Regions from separate parts of the Homo sapiens genome. Here region 2 is linked to region 1. The links are chromatin loops, found by intact Hi-C in ENCODE. Cell type or tissue: B cell. All regions are shown on one strand. Each heading gives the region's core, and the rest is flanking DNA. Links, peaks and the distances in the headings are about the cores only.

Region 1 (4,398 bases), core at 267-4,266:
AATGTTTGAAAATCATAATGTATTCAATCACAACAACAGGCTAAAGAAGAAAAATTATATGATCATATCAATAGATGCAGAAAAAGAATTTAACAAAATCCACCATCCACTTACGGTAAAAACTCCAAGCAAACTAGGAATAGAGGGAAACTTTCTCAAACTGATAAAGGACATGTACAAAAAATCTACAGCTAACTTCATACTTAATGAAGAGAAACTAGATGCTTTCCTTTTAATTTAGGAAGGCAAGGATATCTGCTCTCACCAGTCTTATTTTAGATCATGCTGGAAGTCCTAACTAGTGCAATAAGACAAGAAAAAGAAATTAAAAGCATACAGATTGGGAAGAAAGAAATAAAGCTGTCTTCGTATATAGATGGTATGATTGTCTGTGTAGAAAATCCGAAAGAATCAGCAACAACAAAAATCCCCTTCTGGAATTAGTAAGCTATTATGTAAACGTTGGCAGATACAAGATTAATATTTAAAAGTTAATTGCTTTCTTACATATCAACAATGAACAACTGGAATTTGAAATTAAGAAATAATGCCATTTACATTCACACCAAAAAATGGGTATAAATCTAACAAAATATGTATAAGATTTATATGATAAAAGCTATAAACCTCTGATGAAAGAAACCAAAGAATATATGAATAAATGGAGAGATACACCATGGACATGGATAAGATTTAATATTGTCAAATATCCCTTCTTCCCAACTGGATCTATAGATTAAATGAAATTACAATCCAAATACCAGTAAAGGTTTAAAAATTTTTTTTAATTTTGACAAACTAGTTCTAAAGTTTGTATGGAAAGGCAAAAGACCCAGAATAGCCAACCCAGTATTGGGTTTCATTAAGTAAGAAAGAAAAGAATACAATCAGAGGCCTTACACTATCCAACTCCAGGAAGTACTATAAAGCTACAATAATCAAGACAGCATGGTATTGGTGAAAGAATAGACAGATAAGTGGAGCAGAGTACAGAGCCTAGAAATAGATCCAAACAAATAAGGTCAACTGATATTTGATGAATGAGAAAAGTCAATTTAGTGGAAAAAAGATAGTCTTTTCCACAAACGGTGTGTGGGAGTGGGGAAGGTGAATATAGGAGCTCTGTATTTTCTGCCCAGTTTTTCTGTAAGCCTAAAATTGCTAAAAGAAATGAAGTCTATTAATTTTTTAAAAATCGATTCCAAAGAAAGGGTAAAGGGAGAGATATAATCATATAACCATATAAACTTTGGGGTAAGACAGAAGCTTTGACATTAAACACATGAACACACTAGAAGAGGCTTAAATACATGAAAAAAAATACTAGGAACATCTATATTTTGTAGTAGATTGGGTCAAACCCCAAAATGGCAGGAAAAGAAGCAGCCAGAAAGGAAAATAACATACCCACTCAAAATAAATGAAAAATAACAACCACTACAAGGCAATCAAATGAGTATTCTAAAGGGCCATGATATAAGCAAAAACACAAATAAGCCTTAAAAAAATCACCCTCACTGAGACTGTGTACAAGCTGGGTCAACAGCCCACTATACAGGTGTCCTATGAAAACCAATTACAGCAGCCCTTTCCAGCTCAGGGGATGCTTCCTGAGCCTTTGCCTCAATCTCAGTAGAATATTTGAAAACCTAGAGGACTCTGGAGCCAGACAGAGCATGTTCCAAGTCTGGATTCCCATGTACTAATGGATGCTCTTGGGCAGAAAATAACCTCTCAAAGACCGTAAACCAGGGCAGTCAAGCAGAGACTTGGCGTCCAGGCCCTCTGGTCACACTGCATGGGTCAAATTCTAGTTCTGTCTCTCCATGGAGGTGAGACCATGAGAATCCAATGAGAAAATAAACATGCATTTTGGCCGTTCATCTGATCTGGTTTCTACTCCATTGCTTACCACATAGATTCTTTCTATGGTTGGCCCCCTTGCATTGCCAGTTCATTTGGACAAGACAGATGATATTATTTTCGTTTCACACCCAGGATGCTGCCTCTTGTCTCTCTTTCATCCTTTCATACAATGCTGCTTCTGTCTCCTGCCCAGGTCTCCGGGTCTCCGAATTCCAGCCAAGAATCAGTGTGCTGATGCTGCTTGCTTTGAAAAGGAGAGTAGCTCCTGTGAACTGAACCTAACACACCAGAATCAAGGCAGCATCATTGTATCTGCAAGATTAGGGTAACAATTATTTACAACTCAGTAGGAAAAGATAAAGAAAACATTCTCTATGTAGTGGCAATGTGGAAGTTCAAACAAAATGAAAATGAAACTAACTTATTTACACAAATAAGAGCCCTAGGCGGTTACTGACAGGCAGCTATGCAGGTCGTGACATAGGCAATGCGTATTGAACAGGCTCCTGAATCTAAGGAAAGTGGGGGGAATACGGCCTCTCTGCCTCTGGCTGCGGGACTACACAGCTGGCAGCCGACAGTAGGAGCAATTTTGCATCTGCTTTTTTACAGCCCAGTGACTGGGCAGGATTTTATGGCCAATAGCAGTAAAAATCTGGCAACTATATATTTGGAGCCCAGAAATTGAATCACCAAAACAATCCAGGGAAAAAAAAATAGAAAAGTGGTAGAAATGAAATTCACCCAATCATTAGAAAATAAGACAAGAGTATTTTTAAAATATAGAAGTTTGGGACAAGGGCAAAGTTTGGCTCTAAAACAGAAAGGGAATTTTTTAAAATGCAAAAAGGCTTGGGGAAAGGAGCACCATGGAGCATTTCCAAAGCTTTAGGGAATGAATGAGACGTATTTCAGAAAAACCCAAAATTGCACAATTGCTTTTGGGAATTAATACAAGATTAAATTAGAGATGTAAAAATAAAGGAACAATGAAAACAGAGTGACTAATTTCTCTGTATGTGAAATAAATATTTGCTTTCTTAAGGGAAGAAAAGAAAAAAGAATGAAAAAAATCACAAGTATTCAAGGAGAAGACTTTTTATTAAAAAAAAAAAACTTACAGCACTAAAAACTATCCCAATATTTATTAACATCCAGCTAATTAAAATCATGACACTAGAGGTCAGCCTCCTAATTCTGAACAAATTATATTTACTATACTATCATATCAGTGAAGTTTATAAGCAGCAGGTCCATGAAGTCATTGCCATTATTATTTTAATTATTGGTAATAACGGTAGTAGATGTTGCTTTTTAGTGAAGAACTAGGTTAGCAGAGTAAAAGGTCTGACCTAGATTCTCTGAACTATTGTCAAGAGTATTTGCTCATGTCAGAAGAATTTTTAACATCTAAATAATTTATTTAGAAGAGAAATTTCTTGTTGAATAATCACATTTTAACAGCCTACTCTCAAAGTTCAAGAATTTTCTCTCTGCCTAGCATTTCTGAGTACAGACTCTGATACCAGGATTCCTGGGCTCAAATCCTACCTGTTTCTGATTTGTTGCCCAACCTTAGGCAAATCACCCATTCGCTGCACCTGTTTCTTCATCCATAACCTCAGGGTGTTAATAGCATGTACTCTATAAGGTTGCTGTGAAGATGAAGAGAGTTAACATAGGGGAGGATCCTTGGAAGCCAGGGGAGGATCCTTGGAAGCCAGAAGTTTGAGACCAGTCTAGACAACAAAGTGAGACCCCTCATTTCTACAAAAAACTTTAAAAAAAATTAGCCAGATGCAATGGCACATGCCTATAATCCCAGCTGCTCAGGAGGCTGAAGCAGGAGGATCACTTGAGCCCATGAGCCCAGGAGTTCGAGGCTGCAGTGAGCTATGATCGCACCACCCGCACTCTAGCCTGGAGATAGGCCTTGCCTTTGAAAAAAAAGAGCAAGACCCTGTCTTTGAAAAAAAAAAAAACAACTCAAAATATGTAAATCCTTTAGAGAAGTGAACAAAGTAACTGAAGGGTCAAAAAAAGAAGAGCAGTAGATCATGGATTTAACTGCTTAAGAAATACCTCTCCAACCCACCCCTTTCACCCTGAGCCCATGCGTGGTGCCCAAGAAGTCCAGATATTCTCCCATGCCCTAGCAGGGTCTGCAGTAGATCTTCCAGGAAGTGCTCCAGAGGAAGCCAAGGAGGCTCTGAAGCAAGGCTGAGAGGTGAATCCTCTCCAGCCAGCCTGACCCTAAATAGAGGTGGGCCTGGGAGGAAACTGCAGCAGTGTTGAGAGGTGACAGCATGCTGGCAGCCCTCATAGCCCTCGCTTGCTCTCGGTGCCTCCTCGGCCTTGGCGCCCGCTCTGGCTGCACTTGAGGAGCCCTTCAGCCTGCCGCTGCGCTGTGGGAGCCCCTTTCTGGGCTGGCCAAGGCCAGAGCCAGTTCCCTCAGCTTGCCGTGAGGTGTGGAGGGAGAGGCGCGGGTGGCAACCGGGGCTGCATGCTGTGCTTGCGGGGCCAGCGCCAGTT
Region 2 (4,398 bases), core at 286-4,285, 51 kb after region 1:
GTGATTTTTACCATTCACTCAAGTAGTTTGCACAGAGAGAGAAGCCAGAAATCTGACTGGTAAGAAATTCTTACCCTTTTGCTGGCATGCCAGGCTTCTGGGTTCCGTTTCCCTGAGTGGCTCTAGTGACCCAGCTCACTACACCATAACCCTGGGGGCCAAGCTGCAACACAAAAGAAAACATTTTTCTTTTTCTTTTAATGCACTTCAGTGCATTGTTTTTCATTTGGAACATTCCATTGTAAGTTATCTTTAGTAAGATTTTGACATTTCTGCCAGACTTTGCTGCCTCCCAGGCCTAATGCATAAGCCAAAAGGAGCTCAGTTTTCCAGAAATTAAGAATCCCATTTTAACCTAAAATATTGGCTTTACTCTCAGATTCTCTTGATTAACTTAGACAATGATTCCTCCTACCTAGGTGTGCAAGAAAAATGAAACAAAAGGGTAGAACACAAAAAGCTCCATGAATTTTAAAAGCCAAGTTTTATAACCCCTGCAATATTACTGCTTACTACCAGTTCTTTTCTGACCCAGTCAGATGTAAGAGACGTCTAACTGGATCCAAGCCAGTTAACTTCCAGATCAAATCCCATCCTGGACCTAGTCCAGTTTCTGTCATGACTTCCAAACCCAGTTTGGATGAGAAATTTGCTCAAAGAAACTCAGAGAGCTCAAAACACAAATCCCTGGAGCTCCAAAATCCAAGAGGGAGCTTACCCACAATTCCCAGCTGCTGTGAGAGATCAGTGGACACAAGTGGGTTCTGCAGTAGCCTGCATGTTCACTCAGCACTCCTGGGGGTGGCTAGAAGCTCCACTTCAGATCCTGCTTCTGACACCATCTGATAAAAGAAAAACTTCAGCCGAATTCAATTTAAAGGAGTTTAATATGTTTATTTGCAATTAAACTCCTTTAAATTGAAGTCAGCTGAAGTTTTTCTTTAATCAGTCCATAGACAAACTCAACCATTTGTCAACCAGAAAATTTTTAAATTTACCTATAGCCTGGAAGCCACGCTTCAAGTTGTCCTGCCTTTCTGAACCAAATCTTAATGCATTTCTTAAATGTATTTGATTGATGTCTCATGCCTCCCTAAAATGTATAAAACCAAGCTGTGCCCTGACCATCTTGGGCACATGTTCTCAGGACCTCCTGAGGGCTGTGTCATGGGCCATGGTCACTCATATTTGGCTCAGCGTTAACCTCTTCGAATATTTTAGAGTTTGACTCTTTTCGTCAACAAATTGACACTTTGCACTTTTTAACAAACATTTTCCCTTTTCCCCTCAACTCTCCTGCAACCTCATCTTCTGGAAACCACCATTCTATTCTCTACTTCTTGAGTTAAACTTTTTTAGATTTCACATATAAGTGAGATCATGCAATATTTGTCTTTCTGTGCATGGTTTATTTCTCTTGGCATAATGTCCTCTAGATTCATCCATATTGTCACAAATAACAGAATTTCCTTCTTTTTGAAGGCTGAATAGTATTTCATTGTGTACATGTACCCTGTTTTTCTCCATTCCTCCACTGATGGACACTTAGGTTGATTCCATGTTTTGGCTATTGTGACTAATGCTGCAATGAAAATGAGAGTGCAAATGTCTCTTTGACATGCCGATTTCAATTCCTTTGGCTATATACTTAGAAGTGGGATTGCTGGATTTAAGTGCCCTTTTAATTGCTGTCCACCATGAATTAAGATCTCCATTATCTCTACAACACCCTTAGGCATGAAATTCTCTGCACTATTTTCCTAATTGAGTCAGTTCCCTTGGGCAGGACTACAGAGCTTTGTCCTTAATAAAGGCTACTGCTCTCCTATGGCAGGAACTCTGCAGACTGCACAGGAGCTTGGGTGTAGATAATAGCCTCCTTATCCTGGTGACATCCCTGCTCTATTGGATGCTGGATGGAGGGAGAATGATAATCTCCAGCCTTCTTAGCTTGCCTTCTCCTTGTGGAACCTCTGCCCTGGGAATGACAGGGGAGGGACCTGGAGCCCCAGTATTCTCAATCTGCTGGTTCTGAAATAGTATTTCCACCCTATGAGTAGGGTATAAGATGGGAGCCTCAGCCCTTTGGGCTATGTATGATCAGAACTTCTGTATGAAAGAGTTTATGCAGGAGGTCATGTATGATAAGAACAAAGCTTCTCATCATAGGGGAAGTGAGAAACAGCAGCAGCCTGCATTCCCAGGGTGAAGCTGTAGCCCTATTCTGGGACACAGGAGGGAGAGGGATCCCCTGTGTCATATTCTTGGGCTTCACTGCCTGAAGTTGAGTGCCCAGAGCAGTGTTTCCATAAGTCAGAGCTTAGAGAGGGGAGGGAGGAAGCAGTCATGGCTCAGAGGACACTGTTAAAGTCAACTAAATATGGCCTGAGGAGGACTCTGTACTTCTGTATTTGAGTCCTTGTGAACAAACTGCAACCTAGTTTAGTAGGCAGACAAGATTGAAAACCTAACTTAGGAGTATGCACCTGGAGCAATAGCTGAGTCTTGGCCAATCCCAGTGGCTGTACTTCGACCATTTATACACTGCTGAATGTTCAAGCTGTGTTCAAATAAGGCAAACACAAACTTGGAACCAATCCAGTCGTTCTGTACCTCACTTCCAATTTCTGTACATTATTTCCCCTTTTTGTCTATAAATATTCTTCCACTACATGGCTGTGCTGGAGTCTCTGTGAATTTGCTCTAATTCTGTGGGCTGCCCAATTTGAAAATCATTCATTGCTCAATTAAACTCCTTTAAATTTAATTCGGCTAAAGCTTTTCTTTTATCAATACAGACTATGCTGTTACCAAGGATTTAGTAAATTTTCTGGAATAAATATTTCTTCATTTTCTGTATGCCCTCAGAACAATGTGCAGAAACTTAAAAAAAACTATTTTCTTTAACTTCTTTTTTAGTAAAACGATTGTTATGCTTAGTAGGCTGCTGTGCTTCTCACTTCTTCTTTCTGGAAATCTGTTAGCAATCACTGTCAATAGATTCTTGACAAAGATACCAAGGGAATTTAATGGGGGAAAGGATAATTGTTTCAACAGTTGGTGCTGGAACAACTGGATATTTATATGCTAAAAAATTACCCTTGTTTCTTACCTCACACCATAAAGAAAAATTGATTCAAAATAGATAAAGACCTTAAGGTAAGAGTCAACAGCATAAAACTTCTAGAAGACATCAGAGAAAATCCAAGCAGTCACAAGTTAGCTAAAGTTTTCATAATTAGGCTTTCTGGATACCCAGAGGAGGGTCCATATGGCATTGTTCTGGATTCCATTGTAACTTCAAGGGAAACTTTCACAACGTCTGGAGCCCTTGATATCCTGCAAATGAAGGAGGAGGATGTCCTCAAGTTTCTTGCAGCAGGGACCCAATTAGGTGGCATCAACCTCGACTTCCAAATGGAACAGTACACCTATAAAAGGAAAAGTGAAAGCATCTGCTTCCTAAATCTGAACAGGACCTGGGAGAAGCTTCTTCTGGCAGCTGGCGCCATTGTTGCCATTGAAAACTGTGCTGATGTCAGTGTCACGCCCTCCAGAATACTGGCCAGTGGGCTGTGCTGAAGTTTGCTGCTGCCACTGGAGTCACTCCTATTGCTGGCTGTTTCATTGTTTCACTCTTGAAACTTTCACTAACCAGACCCAGGCAGCCTTCTGGGAGCCATGGCTCTTGGCAATTACTGATCCCAGAGCTGACCACCAGCCTCTCACAGAGGTGTCTTATGCTAACCTGCCTACCATTGCTTTGGGTCACACAGATTCTCGTCTGCGCTGTGGACATTGCCATCCCCTGCAACAACAAGGGCACTCACTCAGTGGGTCTGATGTGGAAGATGCCAGCCTGGAAGTTCTGCATATGCATGGCACCATCTCCTGTGAACACCCATAGGAGGTCGTGCCTGATCTCTATGTCTACAGAGATCCCAAGGAGATTAGAAAGAAAGAGCAGGCTGCTGCTAAAAAAGCTGAGGCTAAGGAGGAATTTCAGGGTGAAGGGACTGCCCTGGCTCCTGAGTGTACTGCTACTCAGCCTGAGGTTGCAGCCTGCTTTGAAGGTGTGCAGGTCACACAGGTGCCCCCTGTGTCTGTTCAGCAGGTCCCTACTGAAGACTAGAGCACTCAGCCTGCCATGGAAGACTGGTCCACAGCTCCCACTGCTTGGGCCACTGAATGGGTATGAAAAACCACTGAGTGGTCGGTCTTAAGCCATTTTCCACAGGCTCCTAAGCAAAATGGAAATAAGGTTGTTGGAAAATAAACATCAGTTCTTAAAAAAAAAAAGCTTTTTATAATTAGGACATAAAAGTACAAAGTATAAAATAAAAAAAATTGGATTTCATCAAAAGTAAAAACTCTTGGTCCTCAAAAGAAATTTAAGGA

What was found. Peaks named below come from ENCODE experiments on the same cell type or tissue, not always from the same donor. Only the 100,000 strongest peaks of a DNase experiment are listed, where the experiment ranks them.
Region 2: a loop joins it to region 1, with 2.5 times the contacts of the local background. A loop is called at or near these places in 2 of 110 quality-filtered maps.

The regions. Positions count from the first base shown.
Region 1 is chr6:148,698,905-148,703,302 of GRCh38, reverse strand. No RefSeq gene overlaps it. Among named protein-coding and RNA genes, the nearest start is that of UST, 46 kb to the left of the region's middle. In B cell, for the core only: no CTCF peak of the experiment used is centred there; a DNase peak (open chromatin) is centred at 2,312; H3K4me3 peaks cover 1,106 bases; H3K27ac peaks cover 688 bases.
Region 2 is chr6:148,647,518-148,651,915 of GRCh38, reverse strand. It overlaps the pseudogene RPSAP40. Among named protein-coding and RNA genes, the nearest start is that of UST, 97 kb to the left of the region's middle. In B cell, for the core only: no CTCF peak of the experiment used is centred there; a DNase peak (open chromatin) is centred at 2,275; H3K4me3 peaks cover 804 bases; H3K27ac peaks cover 938 bases.